2 separate regions of the Homo sapiens genome follow, and region 1 is linked to region 2. Evidence: read pairs that join two places in POLR2A ChIA-PET (ENCODE). Cell type or tissue: OCI-LY7. All regions are shown on one strand. Links, peaks and the distances in the headings refer to the core of each region. The heading gives the core; the rest is flanking DNA. Region 1 overlaps LEFTY2 (left-right determination factor 2). Region 2 has its middle 7.9 kb from the start of ENAH.

Region 1 (8,324 bases), core at 325-8,324, 270 kb after region 2:
GCTACTGCACTCCAGCCTGAGCAAAAGGGTGAGACCCTGTCTCAAAAAAAAAAAGAAAAAGAAAAGAAAGAAAAAAAAGCAAACTATCGCAAGAACAAAAAACCAAACACCGCATGTTCTCACTCATAGGTGGCAATTGAACAATGAGAACACTTGGACACAGGAAGGGGAACATCACACACCAGGGCTTGTTGTGGGGTAGGGGGAGGGGGGAGGGATAGCATTAGGAGATATACCTAATGTAAATGATGACTTAATGGGTGCAGCACACCAACATGGCACATGTATACATATGTAACAAACCTGTACGTTGTGCACAAGTACCCTAGAACTTAAAGTATAATTAAAAAAAAAAGAAAGATAAGAAAAACTTTTTTTTTTTTTTGAGACGGAGTCTAGCTTTGTCACCCAGGCTGGAGTACAGTGGTGCAATCTCAGCACACTGCAACCTCTGCCTCCCAGGTTCAAGTAATTCTCCTGCCCCAGCCTCCTGAGGAGCTGGGACTACAGGTGTGCACCACCACACCCAGCTAATTTTTGTATTTTTAGTAGAGACGGGGTTTCACCGTGTTGGCCAAGCTGGTCTCGAACCCCTGACCTCAGGTGATCCACCCACCTTGGCCTCCCAAAGTGCTGGGATTACAAGCGTGAGCCACCATACCTGGCCAAAACCTTGATTTTTTTTTTTTTTTTTTTTTTGAGACAGAGTCTCGCTCTGTCGCCCCAGGCTGGAGTGCAGTGGCGGGATCTCAGCTCACTGCAAGCTCCGCCTCCCGGGTTCACACCATCCTCCTGCCTCAGCCTCCCGAGTAGCTGGGACTACAGGTGCCCACCACCACGCCTGGCTAATTTTTTTTGTTGTTTTGTTTTTTTTTTTTTTTAGTAGAGACAGAGTTTCACCATGTTAGCCAGGATGGTCTCCATCTCCTGACCTCGTGATCCACCCACCTCGGCCTCCCAAAGTGCTGGGATTACAGGCGTGAGCCATCGTGCCCAGCCAAAACCTTGGTTTTTAAAATAAGTATTTACTCATGCTGCATGGAAACAGGTGATATGCAAAAACCAAAATAATTTTGTTTTAGGATGGTGGGATTATGGGTGGTTTGCAATACATTAAAAATTATCTTTAATGTTATTTATTTATTTATTTATTTATTTATTTTTTGAGACAAGTTCTTGCTGTGTCACCCAGGCTAAAGTGTAGTGGCATCATCACAGCTCACTGCAGCCTCAACTTCCCAGGCTCAAACACTCCTCCCACTTCTGCCTGCCAAGTAGCTGGAACTACAACCACTACTCCTGGCTAATTTTTTGTATTTTTTAAAGTATAGATGATGGGGATGGTCTCACTATGTTGTACAGTTTGGTTTTGAACTCGCAGGCTCAAGCAATCTGCCTGCCTTGGCCTCCCAAAGCGCTGGCATTACAGGCTTGAGCCACTGCACCTGGCCCTTTATTTCATCTTTTAAGTGAAAAAAAATTGTAATTACATCCTACTTCTAATGGGATTTGGCTTACTGTCTGTATTAATTTTCTATTGCTGCTGTATTAATTCATCACAAATTTAGCTGCTTAAAATGAAACAACTTTATCTCACATTTTGTAGATTTAAAGTCTGAGTTTGAGGCCATGCTGGGCAATGTAGGGAGACCCCTGTCTTTACAAAAATTGTAAAAATTAGCCAGTATGGTGGTATGAGCCTGTAGTCCCAGCTACTTGGGGAGAGGGAGGTGGGAGGATCACTTGAGCCTGGGAGATAGAGGCTGCAGTGAGCTATGATCGTGCTTTACTCCAGTCTGGGTGGCAGTGAGACCCTGTCTTTAAAACAAAACAAAACAAAACAAAACAAAACAAGACAAAAAAACAGTCTGAGTAGCCTCAGCTGGTTTCTCTGCTCCAGGTCTCATAAAGACAAATCCCCATGTCAGCTGATAATCTGGGCTCTTATCTGGAGGCTCTGGGGGAGGATCCACCTTCAGACTCATTCAAGTGTTGGCAGAATTCGACTTCCATGTGGGTGTAGATCTGAGGTCCCCTTTCCTTGCTGGCTATCAGCTGGGAGTCAGCCCACCTTTTAGAGGCCACTCACATTCTCTAGCTCATGGCTTCCCTCATCTTCAGACCAGCAATGGCAGGGCAAGTCCTTCTCATGCTTCAGATCTCTTTGACCTCTCCCTTCTACCTCATCTCTCCTGCCTCCAGCCAGAGAAAGTTCTCTGCTTTGAAGGGCTCATGTGATTAGATTGGGCACACTCAGATAATCCACGATAATCTCCCTATTTTAAGGTTTGTAACCTTAATTACATCTGCAGAGTCCTTTTTGCTATGTAACATAACAGTCACAGGTTGCAAGGATTAGGGCCCAGGTGTCTTTGGGGAGAGCGTTCTGTCTACCACACTGTCTCCCTATCCTAATGAGCACGCCTTACATTTTGAAATGAAGCCAATCTCCTACATTTTTTTTTTTTTTTTAGCTCACACTCAGCCTGGTGTGAGCAGGCCCATCTTTGTCACTGATTGCATGTGACTGCCTGGGAATCCACAGATCTTTTAGAGCCACAGATACATCACTGTGTAACTGGTAGAGTTCTTCAGGTGGATATTGATATCCTTCTGGTACACAAAGCAACCATATGCCCTGGTATTTACAATACCCCAACTGGAAAATCTTGGCCCTCTTTAGACATTTTTTAGCTCTATTTTTCTTCTGTTATGATTTTAATTTTTTTTTTGAGACAGAGTCTGGCTCTGTCACCCAGGCTGGAGTGCAGTGGCACAATCTCGGCTCACTGCAACCTCCACCTCCCAGGTTCAAGTGATTCTCTACCTCAGCCTCCTGAGTAGCTAGGATCACAGGTGTGCACCACCATGCCCAGCTAATTTTTGTATTTTTAGTAGAGATGGGGTTTCACCATGTTGGCCAGGCTGGTCTAGAACTCCTTGGCCTAGAGCGATCTACCCGCCTCAGCCTCCCAAAGTGCTGGGATTACAGGCATGAGCCACCACACCCAGCCTATTTTTCTCTTATTATTTAGTTAGTATTAATTAGCTTTGCAGGTAAGAAATAGAGAGTCCTTTATCCCGAAGTACAGCCATGCCTCACTTAACAATGGGGATATTGGCCTGGTGCGGTGGTTCATGCCTGTAATCCCAGCATTTTGGGAGGCCAAAGTAGATGGATCATGAGGTCGGGAGTTGGAGACCAGCCTGGCCAAGATGGTGAAACCCTGCCTCTACTAAAAAATACAAAAATTAGCTGAGCGCGGTGGCGGGTACCTGTAATCCCAGCTACTTGGGAGGCTGAGGCAGGAGAATCGATTGAGTCTGGGAGGCGGAGTCTGCAGTGAGCTGAGATCACACCACTGCACTCTAGCCTGGGTGACAGAGCAAGACTCCAACTCAAAAAAAAAAAAAAAAAAAAACGATGGGGATGTGTTCTAAGAAATGCATTGTTAGGCGATTTCATTGCTGTGGAAACATCATGGAGCGCACTCACATAAACCTACACGGTGGAGTTTACTACACACCTAGACTATGTGGTGTAGCCTATTGCTCCTAGGCTACAAACCTGTGCAGCATATTACTGTACTGAATACTGTAGGCAATCGTAACACAATGGTAAGTATTTGTGTATCTAAACATACCTAAACATAGAGAAGATATAGTAGAAATATAGTGTAAAATATTTTAAAATGGCACAACATCTATAGGGCACTTGCCATGAATGGAGCTTGGAGGAGTGGAGGTTGCTTTGGGTGAGTCAGTGAGTGAGTAATGAGTGAATGTGAAGGCTTAGGACATTACTGTACACTACTGTAGACTTTATCAACACTGTATACTTAGCCTACACTAAATTTGTAAAAATAAATTTTTCTTTCTTTAATAATTGACCTTAGCTTACTGTAACTTTTTTATAAACGTTAAATTAAAAAGAAACTTTTTGACTCTTTTTTTTTTTTGGAAACGGAGTCTCACTCTGTCACCAGGCTGGAGTGCAATGGTGCGATCTCAGCTCACTGCAACCTCTGCCTCCCAGGTTCAAGTGATTCTCCTGCCTCAGCCTCCCGAGTAGCTGGGATTACAGGCATGCACCACCATGCCCGGCTAATTTTATATTTTTAGTAGAGAAAGGGTTTCACCATGTTGGTCAGGCTGGTCTTGAACTCGCGACCTCAGGTGATCCGCCCACCTCAGCCTCCCAAAGTGCTGGGATTACAGGCATGAGCCACCACACCTGGCCAACTCTTTTGTAATAACAATTAAAACAGAAACATATTGTACAGATTTATACAATATTTTTCTTTTTATCCTTATTCTTTTATTTTTTTGGAGGGGAACAGAGTCCTGCTCTGTTGCCCAGGCTGGAGTCCAGTGGTGTGATCTCGGCTCACTGCAACTTCTGCCTCTCGGATCCAAGTGATTCTCCTGTCTCAGCTTCCCGAGTAGCTGGGACTATAGGCATGCGCCACCATGCCCAGGTAATTTTTTTGTATTTTAGTAGAGTTGGGGTTTCACCATGTTGCCCTGGCTGGTCTCAAACTCCTGAGTTCAGCCAATTTGCCACCTCGGCCTCCCAAAGTGCTAGGATTACAGGCATGAGCCACCGCGCCTGGCCTCTTTTTATCCTTATTCTATAAACTTTTTCTATTAAAAAGTTTATTTTTTTTCTAATTTTTAAGTTTTTTGTTAAAAAATAAAACACAAACACACACAGTAGCCTAGGCCTACACAGGGTCAGGATCAGCAATATCACTGTCTTCCACCTCCACATCTTGTCCCAGTAGAAGGTCTTCAGGGGCAATAACATATACGGAGCTGTCATCTCTTATGATAACAATGCCTTCTTCTGGATTCCTCCTGAAGGAACCGCCTGAGCCTGTTTTACAGTTAACTTTTTTTTTTTAATAAGTAGAACGAGTACTCTAAAATAATAAAAAGTATAGTAAATACATAACAGTAACAGTCACTTATCAAGTATTATATACTATATATAATTACATGTGCTGTGCTTTATTTTATTTATTTTTTGAGATGGAGTCTCACTCTGTTACCCAGACTGGAGTGCAGTGGTGTGATATCAGCTCACTGCAACCTCCGTCTCCAGGGTTCAAGTGATTCTTCTCCTGTCTCATCCTCCTGAGTAACTGGGACTACAGGCACCCGCCACCACGCCTGACTAGTTTCTGTTTTTTTAGTAGAGAAGGGGTTTTACTATATTGGTCAGGCTGGCCTCGAACTCCTGACTCCAGGTGATCCACCCTCCTCAGCCTCCCACAGTGCTAGGATTACAGGCGTGAGCCACCATGCCCGGCCTAGCATGTGCTATGTTTTTATACAACTGACAGCACAGTAAGTGTGTTTATATCAGCATCACCACAAACACATGAGTAATGGGTTGTGCTAGGACATTATAATGACTATGATGTCACTAGACCATAGGGATTTTTCAGCTCCATTGTAATCTTATGGGACCACCATTGTGTATGTGGTCTGTCATTGACCGAACTATCATTTTGCGGTATATGACTGTATAACTTTCTCCATAGACAAGCATAAGGAAACCCAGCTCAATGGGAAAGCTAAATGGAGGGGAATTGCATAAGACAGCTCCCAAATGACATTTTAACCTGATGCCTGTGTCATCAGCAGAGCAGCTTATTGGGGACTGGCATAGGAAGAAGTTTATAACCCATTCTGTGGGATAGAGATTCAACATGCTCGCATTACCTCAGGCTGTTTCTTCATCTAAAAAATAGGATTAATAATACCCACCTTATGGGATAGCTGCAAGAATTAAGTGACATGTGACAATGCCTAGTCCAGTTCCCTGGTTCATAGTGAATGATAAGAAATGTTAGCTCGCTTACCACACTATTGTCAACCCCCATTGCCCATCACCACTATTGTAGGGGTTACAGTGCTTTCTAAAGAGGAGGTAGGCCGGGCACCGTGGCTCACGCCTGTAATCCCAGCACTTTGGGAAACTGAGGCGGGCGGATCACTTGAGGTCAGGAGTTCAAGACCAGCCTGGCCAAATAGCAAAACCCCGTCTCTACTAAAAGATGCAAAAATTAGGCTGGGCACAGTGGCTTATGCCTGTAATCCCAGCATTTTGGGAGGCCAAGGCGGTCGGATCACCTGAAATCAGGAGTTCGAAACCAGCCGGGCCAACATGGTGAAACCCAGTCTCTACTAAAAAAATACCAAGGGCCGGGCACGGTGGCTCACACCTGTAATCCCAGCACTTTGGGAGGCCGAGGCAGGTGAATCACGAGATCAGGAGTTCGAGACCAGCCTGGCCAACATGGGGAAACCCCATCTCTACTAAAAATACAAAAAATTAGCCGGGCGTGGTGGTGGGCGCCTGTAATCCCAGCTACTTGGGAGGCTGAGGCAGGAGAATCGCTTGAACCTGGGAGGCAGAGGTTGCAGTGAGCTGAGATCACGCCACTGCACTTCCGCCCAGGTGACAGTGCGAGACTCATCTCAACAACAACAACAACAAAACCCAAAAAATTAGCTGGCCATGGTGGTGGTCGCCTATAGTCCCAGCTACTAGGGAGCCTGAGGCAGGAGAATTGCTTGAACCCAGGAGGAGGAGGTTGCAGTGAACCGAGATCATGCCACTGCACTACAGCCTGGGCAACAGAGTGAGACTCCGTCTCAAAAAAAAAAAAAAATTAGCTGGGCATGGTGGCACATGCCTGTAATTCGGGAGGCTGAGGCGTGAGAATTGCTTAAACCTGGGAGGGAGGCGGAGTTTGCGGTGAGCCATGATCGTGCCACTGCATTCCAGCCTGGGTGACAGAGCCACACTCTGTCTCAAAAAAAAAAAAATGAGGCTGCAGTGCTTGCTTTGGCAACACATAAACTAAAGAGGAGACATCCGTGAGTGATTGTTTAATATTTTTGGAATGAGAGTTGTGTGAGAAAATAGAAATATCATAAATGAAAGCCTCATCTATATAAATTTAACTATTATAGTCTTGCGCCCTAGAGGTTGGGGGTCCTTTCTTCAGATCATTGTGTTGCTCTCATTCCCCATTATTGCTCCTGGAAATTAAAAACAGACACAGAGTGAAACATCATTTTTTATTTCTTCTGAGTATCTACATTCAATTGCTTTAGCTAAATTAACAAAAAACATGCAAATACATGTGGTTTCTGGTGACAAGTTCTCTAAGACAGTGTGGGAAATGACCTAAATATGCACGGGCAAGGCTCAGTCTCCAGAGGAGTGGGCAGGGGTAGGTAGGGGCTGTCTGATCCCCAGGGCAATGAAGTTCTTAGAGCTGAAGCCCAGCTCCTCCTTTTTAAGAGGAAATGACGAGCCAAAGCCTTCTGCGTTTGTTAGAGATCCTAGCTTGTGGCCCTGTCAGAACCAGAATCCAGGTATCCCAATTCCCTGTCCACTGCCCCCAGCCTGAAGCCCTTCATCCTTCCTCTTAGCACCCTCTCAGGGGAACAGGGGCCTAGGTATGTTTACAAAAGTCCAGAATGGGTCAGTATTTGGGGGAAATAGAGATTTGAAGGTTTTAATTCCTCATATAACACAGCAATTCAGTTCTGTTTCCCCAGTTCTAATCATAGGGTATTATTGTTCCAGACTCAGTGAAGAATTTGCCAGAGAACAGAAACTCCCAGCTGAAAATGTGTGCATTGCTCAGCTGTATCTTGTAATCAGCATGCCAGCATTTCCTACTAGAGCTCAGCATCTGAGCTGCATTATTTACTCACGTAAGTGCTTAGGATGGGTGATGGACGGGAAAGACAGGAAATGGAAGGACACAGGGCGAAGGTCACACAGGAGCACTAAATTGGGATGGAGTAACTTGCTAAGTATAAAGTTAAGACCTACATTAAGACCACCTCTATGCACACGTTCAGTTAGAGGGCTCAATGGATACACCAGGCGCCTATGGCTGGAGCCTCCTTGGCACGAGCGCCCCATCCGAGGCACAGCTGCACTTCTGCACCCTCATGTTGGGCAGGCTGACCACCTGGGGCCTGGTCCTGCCTCCCTCCTTGATGCTGACGATCATGGGCAGCGAGGCAGTCTCCGAGGCGATACACTGTCGCGGCCCCAGAAATGGCCAATTGAAGGCCAGGGCCTCCGGGGGCTGCTGGCAGGTGCCCACACACTCGTAAGCCAGGAAGCCCGGGGGCTCCAGCACCCAGTTCTTGGCCCACTTCATCCCCTGCAGGTCAATGTACATCTCCTGGCGGCAGCAGCGGGTGCCCTCGGTCATTGGTGCTTCAGGGTCACAGTCGCCCTGAGCTCTGTGTGGGCAAGGAGAGCAGGGTCAGAGGTCATCTGGGAGGCT
Region 2 (8,334 bases), core at 6-8,005:
GCACGCCCCTGTGGTCTCAGCTGCTCAGGAGGCTGAGGCAAGAAGATTGTTTGAGCCCAGGGATTCGAGGCTGCAGTGAGCTATGATCCAGCCACTGCACTCCAGCCTGAGAGACAGAACCTGTCTCTAAACAATTAAAATTAAAAACTAAAAATTAGCTGAGATTGTGTTGGCTTGGCTGAATAGTGGAAATCATTTGAACTCTTCTCTCATAAGGGTTGCTGGCCCAAGGCCCAATGGCTGGCCCATCATGTAGGCACCTAGGTATTTAAAAGGTGAATGAATAAATGAGTGAATGACTTCTCTAATTAAAAACTATTCATCAAAAGAAATATACTCTGTTGTTAACATCAAGTATATAGACCTCAACTTTCTCTTAGATAAACTTTTACCCATGCTTTTTTTTTTTTTCGACCGACTCTTGCTCTGTTGCCCAGGCTGGAGTGCAGTGGTGAGAGCCCTGCTCACTGCAGCCTCCTCCCAGGTTCGAGGGGTTCTCCTGCCTTAGCCTCCCCAGTAGCTGGGATTACAGGCGCCCGCCACCACACCCAGCTAATTTTCATATTTTTAGTAGAGACAGGTTTTAACATGTTGGCCAGGCAGGTCTCTAACCCCTCACCTCAGGTGATCTACCCGCTACGGCCTCCCAAAGTGCTGGAATTACAGGCATGGGCCACCGCGCCCAGCCACCCCTGCTTAATATCACAGTAGGAGGCCTGCTCCAAGCCCTAGGTGTACAGTACAGAGCCATCACATTGGCCTATACATTTGTTAGCAGTGTGTACTCAGAAAAGGAAATAAAATTTGCTCCTGTTGAAGATGAGTTTGCTGCAGGAGTGTTGTCAGTCTGGCTCTGAGGGTTCACTTGGAACATGCCTTGTTTAAATTCATCTGATAGCATCAGTGTAGGCTTGTCCTCCATTTATGGGCATGAGGAGGATGCGTGACTAATGCTACTCAGCAGTTAGGAAATCAATGCTAAGGATTGTAGGCACGGTCTCCCCCATCACCCAAAAAAAAGGCTCTCCCTCGAAAAATTAAGTTACTTTACAGATGGGTGAGGAAGAGAAGGTAGTTTGGAGTGAACTTGATTGTACACTTTCTGCTTATACCTAACAGTATTTTGTTTTCTTTTGTGGCAGTTAGTTCACAGTGTAATTTTTGTTTGTGTCCCCAAGAATGGAAAAAAAAATAACGTAGAACATGATATTCCAGTAGGATTCAAGATATTTTTATTTCTCATCTTTCAGCTTTAGCTGCCCATATATAATGTCAGCTCTAAAATATTATCAGGAGACACAGACATTAGAGGAAACTATTTGCCTCTCTGCCTTTTGCATTTTTCTTCCATTTGTCATTTTTCTCCCTTCCAAATTAGGATTTATTCAGTTAATTTCATTTCGTCTTCCCCAGAGTCTCTTTCTTTTCTTAGCTCTACAGTGTTTAGATTTGGCAGAAGATTCCCATAGCCTGAATGGTTTTGGAGTAACATTAGTCTATAGAGGCCATATTCTATAAAATGCAATGCATTTTTTCCCACAAAATTCAGCTATGGCCACCATTTAAAGAATATGGCAGGTGGTCCCCATATCTAGATAACAATCAAATTATAGTGCTTTAGAAATTGGATTGAAAATAAGTGTCGAGCCTGGTGCAGTGGCTCATGCTTGTAATCTTGGCCCTTTGGAAGGCTGAGGCAGGAGGATCACTTGAGCCCAGGAGTTCGAGACCAGGCTGGGCAATATAGTGAGACTCTATCTCTCTAAAAAATAAAATTCTAGCTAGGCATGGTGGCATGCACCTGTAGACCCAACTACATAGGAAGCTGAGGGTGGAGGATGGCTTGAGCCAGGAGGTTGAGGCTGCAGTGAGCCATAATCACACCACTGCACTCCAGCCTGGGTGACAGAGCAAAACCCTGTCCCAAAAAATAAAAAGAAAATAGAAAAGAACCATCACCATCCGGGCGCGGTGGCTCACACTTGTAATCCCAGCACTTTAGGAGGCCAAGGCAGTCAGACCACCTAAGGTCGGGAGTTCGAGACCTGCCTGATCAACATGGAGAAACCCTGTCTCTACTAAAAATACAAAAATATTAGCTGGGAGTGGTGGCGCATGCCTGTAATCCCAGCTACTTGGGAGGCTGAGGCAGGAGAATCGCTTGAACCTGGGAGGCAGAGGTTACGGTGAGCTGAGGCCGTGCCATTGCACTCCAGCCTGGGCAACAAGAGCAAAAGTTCGTCAAGAAAGAAAGAAGGAGAGAGAGAGAGAGAGGGAGGGAGAGAGAGAGAGAGAGAGAAAGAGAAAGAAAGAAAGAAAGAAAGAAAGAAAGAAAGAAAGGAAAGAAAGAAGAAAGAAAGAAAGAGAAACGATCATCATAATCTAATTCTGAACTCTTAGCCCCTATTTTATAAAATCTAGCTGGTAGCTAGGTAAAAAAAAAATTGGTACCCTCTTTCTCGCATTGAAGTGATTTATTGTAATAAAACTAGAATACCACTCAATTTTCACAGACAATACGATCAGGTGACAACTGACCTTAGAGTATTTCCTCAAAGGAGATCAGAAAAAATGTTATTAAATAAAAGATTATTTTCTGGCTAATTACAGTACAGAAGAAAGATATTACCACTAGGATGTATCCTAAACAAGCTGTCTAAAATTAATTCACAGGCCGGGTGCGGTGGCTCACACCTGTAATCCCAGCACTTTGAGAGGCTGAGGTGGGCAGATCACGAGGTCAGGAGATTGAGACCATCCTGGCCAATGTGGTGAAACCCCATCTCTATTAAGAATACAAAAATTAGCTGAGCATGGTGGCGTACGCCTGTAGTCCCAGCTACTCGGGAAGCTGAGGCAGGAGAATCGCTTAAACCTGGGAGGGGGAGGTTGCAGTGAGCCGAGATCGTGCCATTGCACTCCAGCCTGGGCAACAGAGTGAGACTCTGCCTCAAAAAAAAAAAAAAAAAAAAAAAAAAAAGAAAAATTCACACTGCTTAACACCACACTTTTATCCCACCTTTAGGTAAGTTTCAAAGCTCATTAAAAATCTCAGTTATCTTTCTCTTTGAAACGGTTGCTAAGCCTGGTGACCTGGCCAAATTCTACTTTGAGAAATTACCTTCAAATGTTCATTTTCTTGGGTTTAATGTCCAAATTCAGCCTCTAGTCAAGTCTTTCTAAAATTGAAAGGCAGGAAATAATCAGATAAATAATGTCATTATGTGTCATTAGTTATAATACTTTCATTTGGCCTCCAAACATTCTAATACCCTTAACTCACTTATCATGAGTACCGACTTTTAATGAAGTAAAATGTTGATATTGTACTCATTTTGTATATGAAGCTGTTGGGTTCTTTGATCAAAGTAGCCAGTGATTGAATACTCTATTTGGTAGCAAATGAATTGAACTGCAAATCAATAATTAAAGCCATTGAGGGAAAAATTTAAATTTAGCCTCTTATTTCAGGCCCCTCTCTGTGGGAATACCTACCTTAGATGGAGTCTGACACAAACAAGCTTTATATTTAAGAAAAATAATGTTATTTGAGTGGCAGGAATGTAAGAGATGAATGTAGCTAAGTGATTGGTTGACCAATAGTCATATTTACTCACCTGCTAGGCACTTACTTATATTAACTCCATTAATCTTCACAATATTCCTATGAAGTGGGTATCATTATAGTCATGCCTGCTATACAACTCATGAAAGTGAGGCACAGAAAGGTTAAGAGACTTGCCCGAAGTCACACAGCTAGTAAATGAGAAGGCCAGAAAGGCCAGTTTCATAGCCCACACTCTTAACCTCTGCACCACAGGATCTCTTCTATTTCACTTTACTTCCTCTGATTAAAAAAAGAAAAGAAAAAAAAGCCTCAAGGCCCACTTAGGAAATGGAAGGTAAAAATAAAACAAACAAAATACTCTCAATTCCTTAACTTCCTCATTCTGCCACTAGAAACTACAGAGATATCCTATCTGGTAAATCATGACACTTCTATCTCCCAAGCAATAAATAAGGCCTTCCCTTAGGCACAGATTTGATTCCTAGTGCTTAGGCTTGTGGCTTTGTGCACTGTAGGGGCTCAATAAATGAGTTAAATGAGCCTCCAAATTACAACTCCAAATTAATGTTAGGACTTCATTTCCAGAACAGTAATGCTACTAGAGAAGTAGCCAGTAGCCATTCATTCACTCACCACTCCTTCAACTTAGATATTTCAGGCATACAACTAGTGGAGGTTTTATAAAGCTTATAGGGATAGAGTTACTTAAACCAACTCAGTAAACAAAAAACTCATAGAAATGCTAACAGTTTTTGTTGAACACAGGGTGATAAACAAAATAAAGCCAAGCCTGTGCGTGTGTGTGTGTGTGTGTGTTGTCTCTTGTGTTTTTGTATTTTTTTTAAAAAAACTGCCTATATTTAATGTATACAATTTGCTGAGTTTGGATATATGCATATACTTGTAAGCCAATGTTTTTGTTTTTGTTTTTTGGGGGTTTTTTTTGAGACGGAGTGTCACTCTGTTGCCCAGGCTGGAGTGCAGTGGCGCGATCTCGGCTCACTGCAAGCTCTGCCTCCCGCATTCACGCCATTCTCCTGCCTCAGCCTCCCGAGCAGCTGGGACTACAGGCGCCCGCCACCACGCCTGGCTAATTTTTTGTATTTTTAGTAAAGACGGGTTTTCACCGTGTTAGCCAGGATGATCTCAATCTCCTGACCTCGTGATCCACTCACCTCGGCCTCCCAAAATGCTGGGATTACAGGCATGAGCCACCGCACCCGGCGCCAGTGTGTTTTTAAAGGTGTTCTGAGAATGTCTAGCATTCTTTTTATTAACGTTCTAATTAGATTCAGAGAGTAGCTAAGGGATACTGTACCCCAAAAGTAACCTGATGCTATATTTAGCTTTGGTTGTCTGCAAAGCAATTTGCCATAAAAGTCTTACTCTAGGATGAGATGTACCAAAATCTTTGACAATAACTCATCTATTTCTTCATTTATATTCTTGTGAAAAACTTTTTTTTAGGACTTGCTCATTTAAAATTTATCACCAATGAGGGTGCTTATATTTCAGGGAAAGGCCCTGAATAGAAAACCACTATCCTAGCTTCCCATTCAGGTTTTCTTGTCTAACTCAGGTGGCATTTTATATCTGTCAACATCTCATAATTAGTCTTTAAATAGCTCCTGTTTTGTGTGTTTTTTTGTAATGTTCACTGAGGAACTCATTGTACTTGATTTTATTCAGTGTCTCTCACTTGCAAATAATATTTCCCTTCAAAAGTTCACAGTCTGGTCTTTTCCTTCTTATTTTTCACTTTATTTTCTCTCCTCCTACTAGTGAGATGGTGATTCTTGATTTGCTTTATTTGAGTTATTTATATCTTCCGGCCTCTGTTTAATATCAAGTCTGGCGTGGCATTCTTTTCCTACTGAATGATGCCCAAATTAAGTTAAGAAGCAATTCCTAAGAAAGCTGGCCTGTGATTCTTCATGGTCTTCTGGTATCCCAAGCACTGGACAGTCTGTTTAATTTTGAAAGTTGATGTAACTAGCTAAGTTAATAGTTTATGTCAGGTTTGATTCAAGAGTTGCTTTCCAGAGTAACTCTGTTCCAAAACTAGATGAGGAGATAGAATAGGGAAGGAAGAATTAAAGCAGTCTAGGTAGAGGTGGCTCACACCTGTAATCCCAGCACTTTGGGAGGCTAAGGCGGGCAATTGCTTGAGTCCAGGAGTTCAAGACCAGCCTGGGCAACATTGAAAAACCTTGCCTCTACCAAAAATACAAAAATTAGCCGGGCTTGGTGGTGCATGCCTTGTAGATCCAGCTACTTAGGAGGCTGAGGTGGGAGGATGGCTTGAGCCCAGGAGGCAGAGGTTTCAGTGAGCTGAGATCATGCCACTGCACACCAACCTGGGCTACAGGGCCAGATCGTGTCTCAATAAATAAATAAATAAAGTTAATGAGGCAATTTGCTCTCTTGGTTAAGTTCTATTCATTTGGCATCAACCAATAGAATATAAGGCCCTTCATGGTAGCAGGTACCTGTTATCCCAGCTACTCAGGAGGCTGAGGCAGAAGAATCGCTTGAATCCGGGAGGCAGAGGTTGCAGTGAGCTGAGATGGGCCGCTGCACTCCAGCCTGGGCAACAGAGCTAGACTCTGTCTCAAAAAAAAAAAAAAAAAAAAAAAAAAAAAAAAGACTATAAGGCCCTTAACTGGCTCTCAATGATGGGGCTCCAAGAGAGAACAGTCAGTGGAGTATAATAACAAGGGGTCCTGATGCCAACTTAACTACTCCCACCATTAGCATCACCCGCATCAAAGAAAAAGAGCTTTTCTGCTTTTACCTTCTATCCGGTCTTTTTGTTAGGATTCTGGTTGCTGGTGATAGAAATCCAATTCAAAGTAGCTTAATGTTACTGTATATTTTCAGTATGCTCTTCCGGCTAGCTAGATCCAGGGGCTCAAACAATGGCATCCTCTCCATCTCTTAGTTCTGCCTATCTTTGCCTTTCTTTGTGTTTTGACCTATTTTCTCCTCCTATATATAGTCCCAACTTCACTTTCTACCAGTACTGTGATCCCAAAGCTGGACAATCTGTCCAAGTAGCAAGGTCTCTCTGATTGGACCAGGAGTCACATGGTCATCCTGAACCACTGGCTGCAACCAGGGTGAAGAGGTTCTCTTATTGGCCAGAACCAAATCATGGGCCCACCCTTGGTCAGGAAGACAGCTCTCTTACTTCAAGGGGTAGGACATAAAATAGTATATTGGGCAACCAAATCCACAACTACTCAAAGAGCCTCCAGCTAGGGAGCGTGGGTTTAACTAAACAAGAACAACATTCTTGAGTGGGGTAGGAGGAATGGGTGAGGGAATGATTTTTCTTTGGTGGTGGCAGTCAATTTATAAAGAACAGATACCTGGCCGGGCCAGGTGGTTCACGCCTGTGTAATCCCAACTCTTTGGGAGGCCACGGCGGGCAGATCTCCTGAGGTCAGGAGTTCGAGACCAGCCTGACCAACATGGTGAAACGCCGTCTCTACTAAAAATACTAAAATTAGCCGGGTGTGGTGGCACATGCCTATAGTCCCAGCTACTCGGAAGGCTGAGGCAGGAGAATCGCCTGAACCCAGGAGATGAAAGTTGCAGTGAGCGGAGATCGCACCACTGCACTCCAGCCTGGGAGACAGAGCAAGACTCTGTCTCAAAAAACAAACAGACTGGGCATGGTGGCTCACGCCTGTAATCCCAGCATTTTGGGAGGCTGAGGAGGGCGGATCACACGGTCAGGAGATGGAGACCATCCCATACTGTCTAACATAGTGAAACCCCATCTCTACTAAAAATACAAAAAAATTAGCTGGCTGTGGTGGCGGGCACCTGTAGTCTCAACTACTTGGGAAGCTGAGGCAGGAAAATCACTTGAACCCGGGAGGTGGAGATTGCAGTGGGCTGAGATCATGCCACTGCACTCCAGCCTGGGCAACAGAGCGAGACTCTGTCTCAAAAACAAACAAACAAACCCAGAAAGCAGAAACCTCTGAGGGTAATATTTCCACAGGTTCAAACACAGCCATAGGTGCTTCCACAGATGCCCTGGGCTCCTTTGAAGTTAAGCTTGTGCCAACAGCCTGCTCACCTCAACAGAATGATAGACCAGAGTAATAGAGGGTGCAGCACCACAAAGTCCCTGGATCTCCCTCATTTTCTTCCTTCCTTTATCCTTCCCTCCTTCTTAACTGTGGCAGATTTTTTACAAAAATTGTCACAATCATTACGCTGTCAATATCCATGCTTTTGGTTGGCCTCTCCCTCACTAACCCTGAGCTCGGCCCTGTGACTTGCTTTGGACAGTGGTACAATAGCAAATGTGACACAAGCAGAGACTTGTAAAGGGCTTTTTGCATCAGGGCCCACCCTTTCTTGCTGCTCTCTGGAAACCTATGATGGCCATGTGAAGAAGCCTGGACGGGTTTATTGAAGAATGAGAGACTTCATGGAGTAGAATCAAGTTGCTCAAGCTGAGGCCCTGGACCAGTGGCCTGCCAACTGAAAGACTGTGCATGAGACCGTTCTAGACCATCCAGCCCCAGGTGAGCTCATCTAGACCAAAATAACTGCCCAGTCAACCCACTGTTTTAAGGCCACTAAAGTTGTGGAGTAGTTTGTTTTACAATAAAAGCTAACTGATAGACCCATTCTCTTCTTCAACAACTTCCCATAAGTCCTTGAATAGAGCAATGGCTCCTGCACTGAGAGAAGTATCTGTGGTTGAAGCTCTTGCTCCAACTGAAAGATGTTCACTTTCAGCTGGG

Evidence for each region. ChIA-PET counts read pairs that join two places held together with the same protein. Peaks named below come from ENCODE experiments on the same cell type or tissue, not always from the same donor. Only the 100,000 strongest peaks of a DNase experiment are listed, where the experiment ranks them.
Region 1: POLR2A ChIA-PET joins it to region 2 with 5 read pairs; 7 of 35 experiments call an interaction of 5 or more read pairs at or near these places.

The regions. Positions count from the first base shown.
Region 1 is chr1:225,929,525-225,937,848 of GRCh38, forward strand. LEFTY2 (left-right determination factor 2) reads right to left here. Exons shown (of 4, transcript NM_003240.5): 4 at 7,079-8,280. The coding sequence ends at 7,917. Among named protein-coding and RNA genes, the nearest start is that of LEFTY2, 7.5 kb to the right of the region's middle. In OCI-LY7, for the core only: no CTCF peak of the experiment used is centred there; no DNase peak of the experiment used is centred there; H3K4me3 peaks cover 623 bases; H3K27ac peaks cover 1,492 bases.
Region 2 is chr1:225,656,867-225,665,200 of GRCh38, forward strand. No RefSeq gene overlaps it. Among named protein-coding and RNA genes, the nearest start is that of ENAH, 7.9 kb to the left of the region's middle. In OCI-LY7, for the core only: no CTCF peak of the experiment used is centred there; a DNase peak (open chromatin) is centred at 3,855; H3K4me3 peaks cover 952 bases; H3K27ac peaks cover 1,110 bases.